Regions from separate parts of the Homo sapiens genome. Here region 2 is linked to region 1. Evidence: chromatin loops called from intact Hi-C (ENCODE). Cell type or tissue: adrenal gland. All regions are shown on one strand.

Region 1 (8,000 bases):
ATATGCTATCTTTTTTTGTGACAACTTCTCTGATTACCATGCTAAGAAAGAGATCCCATGCTTCCCTCATCCAGCCTTCTATACATGAAAAGAGTAATATTTGTCATGGCATACATATGGTATATTTTATCCTTCGCTATATCTCTCATTAACTTTATTAGATTATATGCTGTTTGAAACCAGATACAGTGACTCATTAATCCTTATATTCAATCAAACACTTAAACATATAGCATTCTGTACATGTGAAATAGCTATTTCTGTTAGTGATTTGAAAACATACTTTAGGGGAAAACGCATTTATAAAGAAAATACCCATACTTTAATGTCTTATATTCAAATCAGGAGTTTCAACTGAATACCTTGCTGAAAGAAAAATACATTAGCCTCTCATACAGAAACAGGTTTCAAAGAGTGTAATAACACAATTCTTTACGGTGATTACCTCAGTGAATAGGTTTAAAACAAATGTAATTAACACATTGATCACTTATAAGTAAATAGGTACTTTTAAAAAGAAAAATTGAATTTTTTCCTTGATTGTTCCTAAACTTGCCTTCTGGAATTTCAAGAGCAGCTAAGCTTAATAAATCCTTTAGTTGTAAGTACTCTGTCCAGCCCATGTCAAAATATTTTGAAATACTGAAGATGAAATTAATGAGATTCTTCTGCATCTCATATCCACCCTGAGCTGTGGTCTTCTTGATACCTGTGAATAGAATGGTGAACAGATACTTCATTCAACAAATATTCACTGAGCAACCAATACATATCCGGCACAGAGGAAACCATATAACAAAACAGACAAGGTCTTTGTTCTCATTTTTAAGTTTTATGGGTAGGAATATATTTTTTTCTAGTCCATTTTCTGTCAGAAATACCATTTTAGGAACCATGATAATTGTTTTAAAAATGAATTGAGGAATGTAAGTTGGTAAGCAACATTTCTCTCCTTTGCTCACTTCTTTCTTACTTATAAAATGACAGAAAACAGTGTAATAAAAATTTTTATTTATGCTTCACAGCAGGAAAAAGTAATTGAAATAAAAGCTTATCATCAATGTTACCCACAGATATTACTGGGTATCTTCAGGTTGAATTCACATACCAAGTACATACAACTTCCCTCCTTCTTCTTTCTCTCTTCTAATCACACAACATACCAACAAAGTACATCCTGGAGGGGGAAAGATACTAAGAAGAAAGCTTTATAAAAAGTGAAATTTGAGAATATTTTGTCCAACCACCTCATTTTTCCATAAAATAAAACTCTGAAAGAAAATTACTTTCTCAAGGATTTGTAGTGAATTAGTAACCGATTCTAGACTAGAAAAATCCTCACACTATTAGTTCAGTTCTTCTTCCTCTAAACAACATCATTCCTGACAGCTAGTTTTTTCATTAATTCATTCCACACACACATTGTTATTTCTTTTCTACAGTGGAAAGGCTAGATAGAGCTTCCTGAAAGACGTGAAACCCACTCTGGGTCTTCAAAAAATGCAGACAGGTCATAATAATCCCCATGATAATAAAGGCATAGGGTGATATACCAGATAGAGGGAACAAATGTGCAAAGGCTTGGAGTACGAGATTGCCTGGCAACTTGCGTAGGCCACAGGAGGGCAGAGTGAAAGGTGAGGCCCAGGAAGCAGGAGGGGCTAAATCATCAAGGGTCTTGGATGCTTTGCAATGGAATTTTGATAAAGAGCTCTTGAAATTTTTCAGTAGGGAGTCGTGGGGTAGATGGGTGTGTTAACTGATTACACTTTATTTAGAGATATCACTACGGTAGCAGTGCAGAGGACAGGCAAAGAAATCAGATAGAAGATGGTTATAGTAACTGAAACAAGAGATCATAAACACAGTATAAATCTCACCCTCATTATTCATGTTCTTCCAAAGAAAGTGTGGGCATCAGCCAGATGAACCACAACAATGCAAGTCCACAGATCCTTAGCCCATGAATGAGCTTCAGGAATACCTAAGCCCCAAAAGTGAAACACATCTGGTACATACGAGTATTTGTATTTCTGATGAGAGAGATCGGTATCATATTCTCAAAGGAACAAGACATCCACATTTTAAACAACTACTGCACTAAAAGCCTGAAAGAGTTGAGGCAGTTTCCCCAGTGCCTATTCCCACCTAGGAAAACCAGCCTTCCTGGATAATTGCCTCAGGCCTTCTACATAGAAGAAAAATTGTTTTTTGAGACACATATCTTTTGGCTAAAATTGATGTAGCAGATTTGTAACTCTGCAGAAGCAGTAGTAATTATCATAAGTCTCCCGGAAGAATTTGAGCAGTAATTCATAAAATTTTAGAGATACAGTCTGTTGGTGATAGAGGTGAAGAAGTGTTGAAAAATGCACATTTGGTTGGCACCCCTTGATATAATCAGGAGTTGCTGGAATTTCGGAGACACAACATAGTAACAGAGTCCTATTTAGCCTAACTTTTCCTTTCAATTATTGGGCTGTATTCTACATTTCTATGACTGCTTACTTCTGAGGAACCAGGAGGCTATGTTTTTTAGAAAAGAGTAAAGAAAGTCAACAGTACAAGACAGTGTCATGGCTTAATCTGGACTGTGTAATATTCCTGCATACACTGGTTTATAATATAATATAATTGTCAACATCTAGGTTACCTGACCCTTAGTTAGGAAAAAACAATTCAATGTTCATTTGTTTGGTATTGGTATGTAGTACTAAGTGTTGCCTCCCGCATACTGCAGAAATTTAGAAAAAAGATCAGTGATACAAAACACAGAGTAGGGCATAAATGTTATCTTCCAGATGTTATGGGCTTATAGATTGCTTCCTATGCAATAAATTCTCAGTACTAAAATTGTGACTGTAGTGTTTTAAATATATCTTGTTTTCAATATATTAGGGAAATAACACCTATTAGTGCTAAGACTTTACTTTTATTCTACTTTATTTTTGCTTAAATAATTATACATACATATTTATGTTTACACACACATATAGTATATCATATAGATTACAAAGCAAAATTTTATCATGAATATTCAACCCAAAGACTAGAATATTGCCCAAATTTACATCTACCTATGTATTCCTTTCTTATCTCATCCCCTTTTCTCTCTTCAGAGGTAACCATTATTCTAAATTTTCTATTTAATATTCACTTGGTTTCTAATAAAATACCTATGTCATATATATCCTAACAATAATTTCCTGTGTTTCACTTATTTTAAAGCTTTATAAAATGGTATTAAATATATGTAGTTTTCTGGGACTTTCTCTTTTCACTCAGCATTATGTTTATTTCTCATCAGTGCATAATATTCCATTTGGTGAATATTCTGCAATCTATTCATCCATTCCTTTGTAAAATTCTACTTGGAATTTTACTGTTTCCAAAATAAATGTTACGAAAATCTCTTCATTGCATTTTTGCAGATAACTTATAAATCTCATTTTCCCAAGTAGCTGGGATTACAGGTGTGTGCTGCCATGCCCAGCTAATTTTTTTATTTTTTGTAGAGACGGGGTTTCGTCATGTTGCCCAGGCTGGTCTCAAACTCCTGGGTTCAAGCAATCTGCACTAAAAATGACAGTGTCTTGCCTCTGAATCTATCCATCTATATCTATATCTATATCTGTATCTGTATCTGTATCTGTATCTGTATCTGTATCTATATCTATATCTACATCTACATCTATATCTATATCTATATCTATATCTGTAATATATATCATCCAGTTGCCATGCATCCTGGGTGGTGCATACTACAGCCTTCCTAGAGAAAGATGTATTATATCACAGGTCAAGACATCTTTTTTTCAAGAAATGTTTTTGGATCTAAAAAAAAAATTATTCTTCTTCACTGGCTGGGCCAGCAATAGTGTGTTTTTTTTTTTTAAATCAGCAGCATTAAAATATTTTTATTATCTATAAATCCCCAGTGCACAGGGAGGGGCTTTGGCTCCCTCCTCTGTCTTGTTTGCTTGGAGATTGTGGATTGGATGTGAAAGAGCAATGCCCTTCAGTACATTGGTCATTTTTATGAGAGTATTTTGGAAAAAGTGTTTACACCAGGCTTATATCATATGCATGAAAAAACACTCACGTATATTTACACACACATTTATGTAAGTACACACGTACATATGCATATATTTATAATCTCTGGCCATAGCATGTTCAGTACACTATTACCACCCTTGTGAGAATTATGTGTAACATGGGACCTGAGTAGTTTTTAAATTCCTGACCTGATCCTTACTATTTAACTTTAAACCAAATTCTAGATACTAAGCAACACTCAAAGTTGAATCTTCAGTGACATCACAACTCTTGCATTATGAAATAGTGTTTGTAAAATTACAGAATATTTTGAAGAATACTTTGGTTCTTAGAAATATTTAAGGAGATAATATAACCAAATGTAACAATGCAAAAATATTATCAATGACTAACTCTGCATCCACACTACCATTGTTATAAGCAATAGCACGGCTGTTATTTTTGAGTAAATTGATGGTGATCACAAATTTTAAAAATTGAACCTGAAAAAGGTGATAGATATTTGTCCATCCATGAACATGCTCATGAGCAGACATAATTACATTATGGTTGCATTTTCCAGGCACTGAAATTTTGTTTTCTGGCATATCAGCACATGTTTAAAGCTTGCATACATGCTCATACACACATACAGTATACTAATAGTTTGTTTAAACCGATGGCAGTATGGTGAATTGGCACCTACTAGAATAGCATTTGACAATACCACCAGAAGAGACACTGACAGTGCTATGAAGCTGTTCAAGGGATAGACTGAGTTCCAAAATAAATATTTTAAAAATCTCAGAAAACTGTCCTGCAATGTAGCTGCTAAATAATTCATTACATTTATTGTATCTCCTTTTCTAGTGTTAGATATTTTGATACCATGCTAAAACTATCAATCTGAAATTACATACATCCCAGTCACTTAAAATTTTCAACAAGTTTATTTCGTTTATTCATAGGGCATTGTAACATATATTGGTGGTATTGGTATATGCTTTCATGGGAAAATGTAGTGCTATTACAAGTAACTTTATCCATAAAGAAAATACAAGCTAACAAATGGGACAGGTTTGTCTGCCTACCCATTACCTCCTCTTTTTGGGAGACATGGTTCTATCCGTTATTACAGAGATATACACACAATCTATTGTACTGTATCTTTGTCATCAGCATTTACATCAACTAAAAAAGCAAGCAAACACACACCCTTGATACTACAGTGCCATCAAGCTATAGTCATATTTCTTTTTTGTCCTTCACAAAAAGGCCATGTTGTCCCCAACTGTCTCACATCCCATTAATTATTACAAATGTTCTTTTGTCTTTCTCTGTGTTTTTAGGGGGTGTAGTCTCACTCTGTCATCCAGGCTAGAGTGCAGTGGCATTATCACTGCTCACTGCAGCCTCCGCCACCTGGGCTCAGGTGATCCTCCCACCTCAGCCTCCCAAGTAACTGGGACTACAGGTGTGCACTGCCATGCCTAGCAACTTTTGTATTTGTTGTAGACACGGGGTTTTGCCATGTTGCCCAGGCTGGTCTCGAACTCCTGGGCTCAAGCCATCTGCCTGCCTTGGCCTCCCAAAGTGCTGGGATTACAGGAGTGAGCCACTGTGCCTGACCCTTCTAAATGTTCTTTCAATAAATTATTTTAAATTTGAATTATAAAAGATTTCCTCCACTTCACAATTTGTCCCTCTCTAAGCTGGCTTATATACAGCATCATTCCATTGGCATGTTTCTGGCTAAATTTGCCAGTGATCAGCATATTGCCAAATTCACATTTATCAATCCTCATTTTATTTTACCTCTAAGCAGCTTTCAGTGCAGTTGCTTTTGCCTTTCTTCTTGCAATAGTTTCCTCACTATCTTTCTTGACACCACTTTTGCATGATGTTAGTCCTCTTTCTGTCTGCTCCTCAGTTTCTTTTTGTGGCCTCCCAATTTGTGAATGTGTGAGTTTCTCCAAGCCTCATTTCAGGGTCCTCATTCCTTTTCATGTTCTATTGCCTTATTAGGCTTATTTCACCCAATTATCTGGTTTTATAGACCATCTATAACCCAAGACATTGCATTTTCCTCTTCAGCTTTTTTCTGAGCTCCAGATTCCGATTTCCAGTTGTTTATGTGACATATCCCCTTGGATCCTGTGGATTATAGATACAATCCCTTTAATATCTACCTCCATCACTAACCACAGAAACTACCTGAGTTTCAATGTTAAGACTATTTGGACCATTGAAGATTTCCATGCGGGAAGACAGCTAAAAGCAGTGTGCATTTCTGAGAGTAAATAACAATGGCTTTGATAGAAAAAAAAAAAGGAAGAACATTTTTCTTCTCAGTGCAACTCTACTATTTTCCTTCCTCCTTCTCATAATGTTCAGCTAGGATTCTAATGAATTTTAAAAACAATTAATGGATCAAGCAATAATGGAACCTCTCGTCATGTTTATATCTTTTGCATTTGGAGAACATATTGGGAAAGTTGAGAACAAATGCCTCCCTGACAAAATACAGGGACACAGATGCAGAACATATTGCAGACATCACCCCCACCCCCATCGAGAGAGAGAGAGAGAGAGAGAGAGAGAACAGGAGAAAAAGACAAACATGATAGAAATTGTATGAAGTTGGAAGGTAGAAATCCAGAGAAGAAAAGGTAGCATATCCGTGGAAAAACAAAATATTGGTGTGAGTCAAAAATAAATCTGAGAGGCCATTTCCTTAATTTTGCTCTCTAGCTTTGTGCTCCTTGGCCTAAGAACAGGTCTTTCCAAATTCATTGCTATGTGGATGTTGTTGTATCCTGCCTCCTTATTACTAACTTTGGGTCTTGGCATGTCTGTTAGACCAGCTTTAGACTTCTGACTTTTTTATGTCAGCAATGTCCTTCATACTGTCCAGATCTCTGAATTTGTTCACAGTTTCTCATGGCTGATATTCTTGTGGGGTGCCTGGTCCCTTCTCTGATTCTCAGAGTCCCAAATCTTATCTTTGTTAGGGTGAAGAGGAAGTCAGAAAGATACTTTGTGACTTCTCTGTAGTGCTGAGATGCCAGAAAATATAATAGTTTCCAGCCAAGGGAGGTTACTAGGTAGATACATCAGAAAAGACACATAGTCAATCTAGAGAAGTGCAGCCAGATGAAGACTTAGATGGATATTAAGAGTGACTGTGGGCTTGAATCGTTTTCCTCTTCATGGGGATCCATATATAAAGCATGTCTGCACTGAAATTCTAACTGTGGCAGAGGATGTCTGACTCAATTGTTCTCTTTTTGTTAGTATATGTGACTAAGAGAAACAAGTATAAAAACTCAAAAGAGCTGCAAGGAGGCCGGAAGACATTAGGGAATGGCAGAAAATCATTACGATAGTGGATTCCACTCCCAGCCCCCACCGCAGCCACCATTTTCAAACTAAACTATGGTGGTGTTTATAGTTTGAAATGATCTGAAGGCCCTAGGGTCTTCTACTGATTCATTTTGAATCATGCTATTAATATGATCACATAATTATATCCGAATTAAAAATATCTTAAGGAAAGATGCTGTTTAGTTCAACTGAATGTATCCAATGTGGATTGTGTGCCTGCTGCATTGCAGTAAGTACTAGGGAAGCCTCGGAGGTCAAGACCAATACCATCCCTGCACTGATGAAGCTCACCGTCCAATCTACAAGAGCGTATTTAAGATGTGATTTTTAGAGAGACTTCAGTTAACAAAAAAATGCAAGTCAGATGAACAGTGACATAAAAATGACTCGGCCGGGCACTGTGGCTCACCCCAGTAATCCCAGCACTTTGGGAGGCCAAGGCGGGTGGATCATCTGAGGTCAGGAGTTTGAGACCAGCCTGGCCAACATGGTGGAACCCCATCTCTATTAAAGATACAAAAATTAGCCAGGAGTGGTTGGGGGCTCCTGTAAGCCCAGCTACTCGGGAGGCTGAGGCA
Region 2 (8,000 bases), 1.9 Mb before region 1:
TCCTACAAAATGATCTAATTAAGAAATTAACTATTTACTGACTTGTGCTATCATTTAATTTTTAATAGGAAACATATATGCACTGAAGTAGGAAAAAAACAAAAATTTTAAAACCCTATTCAATGTCCAGTGTAGGGTTAAGCACACAGTATCCAATTAGAAAATGTTTAAAATTAAATTGAATTCGGTTTTAATATTTACGAGGGAGTTACAACTTTCTTTTGCTAAGCCTTTGAATTTCTTCCAATGAAGAAGTTACCATAATGTGACCCAGTGTCTCAACGAAATTAGTAGGATCTGAAATAGCAGAGGAGAGACCAGTTCTCTTTAAGCGGTGTGTTGACTTTACACCAGCTTTACATTTGATTCTATATGCCCTGAATTGGGGGGCATCTTCAATGTATTTGGAATTTTTAAATCTGGCAGGCCAGAAATCCAATGGCCCATTTAAGGAAAATTGTAACCTAGAAAACTGAAATTCGTATAAACCATAATCAAGCCAAATAACAGAGATCTTCTGATTCAACCTTTAAAAGATATCCCTATCTTATCTATCTATCTATCATCTATCCAGTGGTAAGAAATTTCTTCACTGGAGTCAATAAAAAAAAAAAGACACACTATGTGCCAGCATGCCATTGACCCACTGATAACCGAAGTCTCTAAGAGAGGGAGACAAAGCCTGCCACAGCCTCTGCCAGGAAATCCTATTGCTCACTTCTGCACTTCCTTCTCTCTTCTCATTATTCCACTGGGATAGATCCTCACTGCAGGTTTTCGTAATCCTCCTTCTAGAGATTCAGCAGCTATGCCCCCTCCCACCAACCTTGTTTGTAGCACATATTAGCTCAGAGGTAAGTGCAAAGTTTGCATCTTATACCTAATCACATCCCCCAAAGGTGGCAAGAGGTGGGGCAATGCAGAGTCAGAGCAGGAGAGACATCAATGCTGCCTATGTAAGGATTGGTCTGGGGACAATCAGAGGGAGGGAGGTTTTTCTCCCTTAACATTGTCTAGAGGACTTTATTTTGCAGAAATTCATTTGAAAGAAGGAGGTAGAACAGCTCTGATATTGCTTGTCATGAACCTCAATCTATAGAAACATAACAAAGGCTCTTCTCATCTGGATGCTCAGGTACATACAAAGGTGGTGATTCCAAAGAATTAGAGCAAACAAGCTGGAGCTGGAATCTGTCCTGTTATAAAAAATCTGTTCCGCCCAATCACGAGAATGTATGGGTCAAGGTTACAGCCAATGCCTGCAAATCACCACCGTGTGTTTCATTGAAGAAAGTGCCCTGCTCAACCTCAAATTCTTATCTTTCAAATGATGAAGAAAATGTCACCTTATGGACATCATCAAAATCTTCTTTCTGTAATTGAAATGGAATTAAAAGTGATTTCCTTGGTTTACAGCAATAGCTATAAAATAAACCAAGCTGTCTCTTTGTTTATTCTTCAGAAAAGTGAAACACTTGAGTTACAAGGAATAATCAGAGACTAATGCCAAGACATCCCTGAGAGTCCTCCAGAATGATGGAGAACCACATTCCATCTCTCTAAATTGGGAGCATATTGTAGCTTTGCAGCATAGCAATAGGAGGTATCTTTCTGGGTCATGGCTTGATGTTGCAGAAGTGGCAGTGGAGCCTCCAAAATCCCTGCCTTCCTCATCCCTTCCAGCTCCACAGGGCTCTGGAGAGGCAGACAAGGTTCTGCAATGCTCACCTCAAAAACAGTGCTGTAGGAAGCACTTGGCGGGGTACTGCAGTCATAAACACTCCGGGATTCCAAGATCCTGACAGATGCCTATGTCACCAAAACTCAAATTTTATACTTGGCTTCATGTGATACTCTTTTTTATGATGCATATATGATATGGAACAACTGCTGCTATGGAATCACCCAGAATAAAAGTGACCCTCTTGGAAATGCCTCCATGTATGTGTGAGTGAGTGAGTGACAAGCTGTGACTTGTACTGTCTACTCTGTGTAGCACCTGGGAAATGTGTCCACCTTGCTCCTTGTCACAGTCTGACTGTGGCTACACTACGCGTCGGTGATCACTGTCCATCGGGCAGAAACTCTCTCCTGATTCTTGCATGAAAAAAACACTAGTTCATTCATCACTCATCAATCATTTTCTTCTGTGACTCATCATCTGGAAGTTTCATTCCTCAGTCCCCCTTTCTGAGGCTGGTAAATAGCATGTCATTCCAGCAAAAGGCGGAGGGGGCGGCAGCCCATCTGGACCTTCAAGTTTGATTTCATATTTATGAAACAGCTTAAATGTCAGTTTGAGTGCAAAACGACACCTTCTCCAGCTTCTCACATTAGTGCCTCTGGCTGCTTGGCTGCTGCTGAACGTTTCTTTCTTTCTTTTTTTTTTTAAAGGCAACTCGTGACTTCCCTGCTTGGCTCCTTTAAGGCAGGAATGGAAAGAAGAGGCATGAATGGATGGATGGATGGATGGATGGATGGATGGATGGACGGATGGACGGTCAGATGGATGGATGCAAAGATAGATGGATGAGACCACAATTAAATACTCTCACCAGAGAGGAGAAAGAAAGAAATTGGAGAAAATGAAACAAAAATCAAATAGAAGAAATATTTTGGTTTTATAGGGAGTTTTGATCAATTGAGAGGATCTTGAGACATTCTTGTGTTATTTGCCCTCTATGTTTTAGGTTGAAAAAGTAAACATAAAAATTTGGAAAATAAAGATTTCAAGAGATAAGTCATCTGTGATTTCACCACTCTAACAGTTGGTATGACCATTTAGATACGTTTCCTCCAACTCATTTTTAATGCACATGTAGTTTCTAAACTTCAAAATAAAATGTGTATATGTGGAACCTGGGACTCTATAACAGCTCAGGATTTTAGGAAAATCTTATTTTGGACCCAAGGAAGACTGCCTTCCCTGGGAAAAATGCAAGTAAGGTAACCAGTGAATGCCTTCAAGGCAGTTTCTATATGCCTCCTGGGACTTTAAGACAGCCTCGTTAATGAGGAGTTTTCCTGTTGCTGGAAGGCTGGGGAATTTTTGCAACATAGAAAATGACCTTGTGATGATGCATGTGGATTTGCTTGTTCAGGTGCACACCTCTTACATGGGGTTTTTGTGTCCCCTGAACTCACTGATAGAAAGGGAGTAAGAGGGCTCACCTCACTGCCGTTAGCCTCAGTAGCTCTATCAGGATGAACGAACTGCCTTTCTTCAGCCATCCACTTGGGGGAAGCCTCAACAGGGAAGAGAAGTACTCCTGTCTTTTCCTAGACACATGCACCTTGAGAAATAGAAAAAGGGTTAGCTGCCTTTATGGGAGATTTTAATAACTTCCTAATGGAAGGGAGACTAGAGCAACAAAGTTAAGGAGCAAGTGGAGCACAGGGAAGGCAGTGGGTCTGGCGGCGGTGATATGAGTGACTAGAAGAATACAGGGACCCTTCTGGTAGTAGAGAAAACACAGCCTTGGTCAAAGGGAGTGCAGCCTTACTGAACCCTCTCCCCTTTGTAGTGATGGCTTCTGGAAGAGCCAGACAAGAGGTACTAGCTCTGAGAGGTAGTGGGAGGCCTCTCCCTGCAGGGCTGCCCTACTGGGAGTCAGAGGTCCGTGCTGTCTTGCCAGCTCCATTGTACCAGACACAGCCATAGCAGGTAGGAATAGTGCCAGGGGTGCAGGCAGATCCAGTGGTAGGCACTGAGTCACAAATCGTTGATGAAACAGTACTAAATTTTGGTCTTCAGAGGTTTTTTGTTTAGAGGCATTTGGATGGGAAGGAAGGAGACACTTCACCACGTTTAGACATAGAGCTGACTTTGTCTTTACTAGAAATAAGTCACCATTGTCCTGCAGGGACAAGGTGAGTGGGAAGGAAGGAAACTTCGTCTCAGCTCATGGGCTGGTGGTAAGATCCTTCAATACCAGAACTTTTAGAACTGTTCATATGTACCTTTAGATTGGGGTTCCAAACTAGTGAAGTAACTAACTAGAGGAAAAATGCTTTTCTTTATAATCTCTGTTTATCCTTCTATGTTTCGTTTTACCCTTTTACTTAGATTTGAAGTTAAGTACTGTTTTTTCTCATTAAAATTATATTTAAACATTTACCCAATTGCCACCTAGTCTTAGTCATTAATTTTAATGGCTATTATTTTGAAAAAAAATTACTTTATGGATATGCCTAGTTTTACTTAATTACTTCCCAATTGTGGGCCACTTGGGTTGCTTCTAATTTTTGCTATTAAAAATTATGCTATGGTGAATATTTCATAGTTTATCCTACTCTGCCACCACCACATTTTGAATTTTTTCTTTGGGCTGTATTCCCAGAAATTAAATATTTGGGTCAAAGGGTATGAATGAACGTTCTTGGTCTCTTGCTATATATAAGATGAAGGGCCACACACACACACACACACACACACAAATGAGCCCAGGAAGAAAACTGGCTCCTGGAAGTTTTGTGGTGGAAAGAAAAAAAGAGCATTATTAGAGGCAGAATGTTTGCTTGGTAAAGGTCTGCACAAAGGGAGAGAGAGAGAAAGAGAAAGTGCACCTGGCTTATAAAACCCAAGGACAAGCAGAAAGTAGAGTGTAGCAGTTTCGATGAATGAGAGACAGCCATGCACTTCTGCTGTTCTGCACTGAGACAGAGAGGGATCCAGTCCCCAGGAGCAGGAAGCACTGAGGCAGGAGTCGTGAAGGAAAAATAAATATAAAACTAAGGGAAATCGGCTGGGTGCGGTGGCTCATGCCTGTAATCCCAGCACTTTGGGAGGCAGAGGAGGGCAGATCATGAGGTCAGGAGATCGAGACCATCCTGGCTAACACAGTGAAACCCTGTCTCTACTAAAAAAATACAAAAAAATTAGCTGGGCGTGGTGGTGGGCGCCTGTAGTCCCAGCTACTTGGGAGGCTGAGGCAGGAGAATGGCGTGAACCTAGGAGGCGGAGCTTGCAGTGATCCAAGATCGTGCCACTGCACTCCAGCCGGGTCGACAGAGCGAGACTCCGTCTCAAAAAAAAAAAAAAAAAAAAAAAAAAAAAAAAAAAAAACTAAAGGAAATCAGTAAATCCAGGGAGGGTCAGCTTTCAGGAGTAATTCAGAGACTCCTGTATTTTGATTGATTTGTAAGGGCATGAATGGACAACTTATTTATATATCATTTTTTTCTGATTATAAAAATAAAATCTGTTCTGCAGAAAACTTAGAAAACATAGAAAAATGTAAGCAAGAAAATAGAAATATCACAATTGTTGTGCCAGAAATAACTGCTGTTAAGAATTTTACTTATTTCTTTCTGATCTATGTGCACACACATATACACACAACACAAACACACAAATGGAATTATACTGTATATAGAGTGTTGTGGATTATTATAACATAGATATAGTAGAATGTATTTAAACTTCTCATATTGTTGGGATTTATGTTATTTTTATAAATTATACCTAGCAATAAGAATATGCTTTTACATTTAAAAAATTTTTTTTTTTAAAATTTGTTTAGACCACATTCCTTGATTTTAAATGATTGGGTCAAAGGATAAGGGCAACTTTAAAGCTCTGTCACATTTAGGCCGATAGTAGTATGAGTACAGGGGTGGGTATTATCTCACTCTTGCCAACAAAAGCTTTTGTTTTGTTTTTAAATCTTTGACAGGGGCTTCCTTTGAAGGCAGGGGATACCAATTTCCTCCTCACCCTCTACTTCTCTCCCCTGGCCTTGATGCTGAAATTAATTTTTTTTTCAGGTAACAAAAAAGAACCTTCAAGGATATCCAGGGCTAGAAAAAAAGCTAGCTATAGCACAAATATGTGCTAGAATAGGACTGAAGAGCAGTGGATTATGAAGCTCGGAGGAGGTTGGTTTTGTCAGTACCTTGAATTATTCAAGAGCATCAAGTGACAAAGAAAAGAAGCTATCAAGACTTCTTGATCTTGTTATATTATGAGAAAGAGAGAGAGTCAACTTTGGTCTAGAAAAGGAGTGTGCCTCAAATTCATTTTGGAAATGGATGGAATATAAAACAAAAAATATCAATAATTATCCTTGTATTTTATGCAAACTCAAAATCCTCTGGCTAACTAGCATTTTTATTAGGAGGCCCAGATATTGGAAAATTTAACCATCATAATCTACCATGGCAATTATATTTAGGTTTATATATTAGGTTTATAACACTAGTCAGCGTTATGCCTTCTATTTTCATTTTATAATTTTTGTTTATAAGTCTAATATCAAGGGAGTGCTTTTTTCTGAAATTGGCTGACTTTTTCATATACAGATAGGTTATTTTATTCATATAGTCTTGTTTGAGAAATAGTTCTCTAGAACTTCGATGTAGAACACACACACACACACACACACACACACACACACACTCTCTCTCTCTCTCTCTCTCTCTCTCTCTCTCTCACACACACTTTCTCAAAGCAGCCAAGCATGACAGAACTGGGGTTACTAATATGGGTCTCTTCTCACTTTTCTTAATTGTTCTCAATCACTCTAGTTTCATCTCTAGACTGAATATAATTTTTATTTTATATTTATGCGATCTAATCTTACAATCACGCTTCTCTTTGGACTACCACATGGTTTTGTGTCTTCCAGCTAAATCTGGCTTTTTTCAGCTGCCTTAGGACCAGGATAGTAAGCCATTCAGACGTGAGTTATCAGCTAAGTTGCTGATAACTGTTCTTCCTGTCCTGTGGTAAAGGCATGACAGATATTCAGAGCAGGGACAGCGCAAAGTGAGGCTTCCCACCCTGTTAAAAAATATCCCCTCTTATATTCCACTAATGACAGATTCATTTAAGTTCATGGTTCTTAATCTTGATTAGTTGGCAAAACACCTGGAGGAAGTAGTGTTCTCAGAAGAACTCCATGAAATATTGATATACTTAATTCCATTTGCAAACTAAGGACACTTAACCAGCAGAAAATACAACTGTATCATAAACTGCAATATGAAATCACTTCCATAATCACACAGGCCAAGGAACTAAGGATGATTCTAAGTTTTTCTGTTAATATTAACATAGTACTTAATAATTTGTCCTGTCATTTGCTAAGACTCACCAACAGCAAAACTGTAGCAGTAAAATAAATTTAAGAAAACTGTTTTTCCATGGAACAAACAAATCGAGAAAATTCACTTCATTGAAATCTTTTTTTTTCATTGTGAATTCAGATATAAGCAGCTACCATTATTTGCTTTCAGCAACAAAATACCTCAGATTAGCATTGCTTGAGAACTACTAACTTGTTCTATTACCCTCTTCTTTTAAAATGGGAACATCCCCTTGGAGGTTAAGCTGGGCTCCAGTAACATCTTAGTGTGAATTACTTTAATCAGATAATCACCTAATGTCTGTTATCTATTTACTTTTCTTTAATGTACAATTGTGGTTTTCAAACTTACACATTTTAGCTGCAGGTTCCTTAGCTTCAAATATATAACTGCTTTTCCAATCATTCAGAAAACCCCAAGTTCATCTCAGAGACTTTCTCTACTTCACCTCCTACACCTTTATTTATTTAAATTAGTATTTCATGCCTTATAACAAATTATTCCAACACTTGGTAGTTTATAATGACAACAGTCATTTATTTTTCTCATAAACCTAAAATTTGAGCAGGGCTTGGAAGGAAAGACATACCTCTGCTCCATGTGGAGTCAGCTGTGGCAGCTCAACTAAGGGCTGGAATATCCACTTTGGACCTGATTCACTCACATAGCTGGTGAGCCAGTGAAGGCTGTTGGCTGTGAGCAGTGCTGTGCTGGATCTGGCATATATTGATTCACAAAGCCGACTGTGTGCATCTATTTCTCAAATTCATTTCCAGTGGTATCATGTTTGTAGTTTGAAATTAGTCACGGTGGAGGTATTTATTGATTTAGTTATTTATTGAGACGGAGTCTTGCTCTGTCACCCAGGCTGGAGTGCAGTGGTGCGATCTTGGCTCACTGCAACCTCCGCCTCC

The links. Hi-C counts contacts between places; a loop is a spot of excess contacts. Peaks named below come from ENCODE experiments on the same cell type or tissue, not always from the same donor. Only the 100,000 strongest peaks of a DNase experiment are listed, where the experiment ranks them.
Region 2: a loop joins it to region 1, with 4 times the contacts of the local background. A loop is called at or near these places in 12 of 110 quality-filtered maps.

The regions. Positions count from the first base shown.
Region 1 is chr3:116,760,669-116,768,668 of GRCh38, reverse strand. No RefSeq gene overlaps it. Among named protein-coding and RNA genes, the nearest start is that of TUSC7, 55 kb to the right of the region's middle. In adrenal gland, no CTCF peak of the experiment used is centred here; no DNase peak of the experiment used is centred here.
Region 2 is chr3:118,632,279-118,640,278 of GRCh38, reverse strand. The region is part of intron 2 of LOC105374060 (a long non-coding RNA gene); the gene reads left to right. Among named protein-coding and RNA genes, the nearest start is that of IGSF11-AS1, 310 kb to the left of the region's middle. RefSeq lists an enhancer at 4,662-4,711. In adrenal gland, no CTCF peak of the experiment used is centred here; a DNase peak (open chromatin) is centred at 3,457.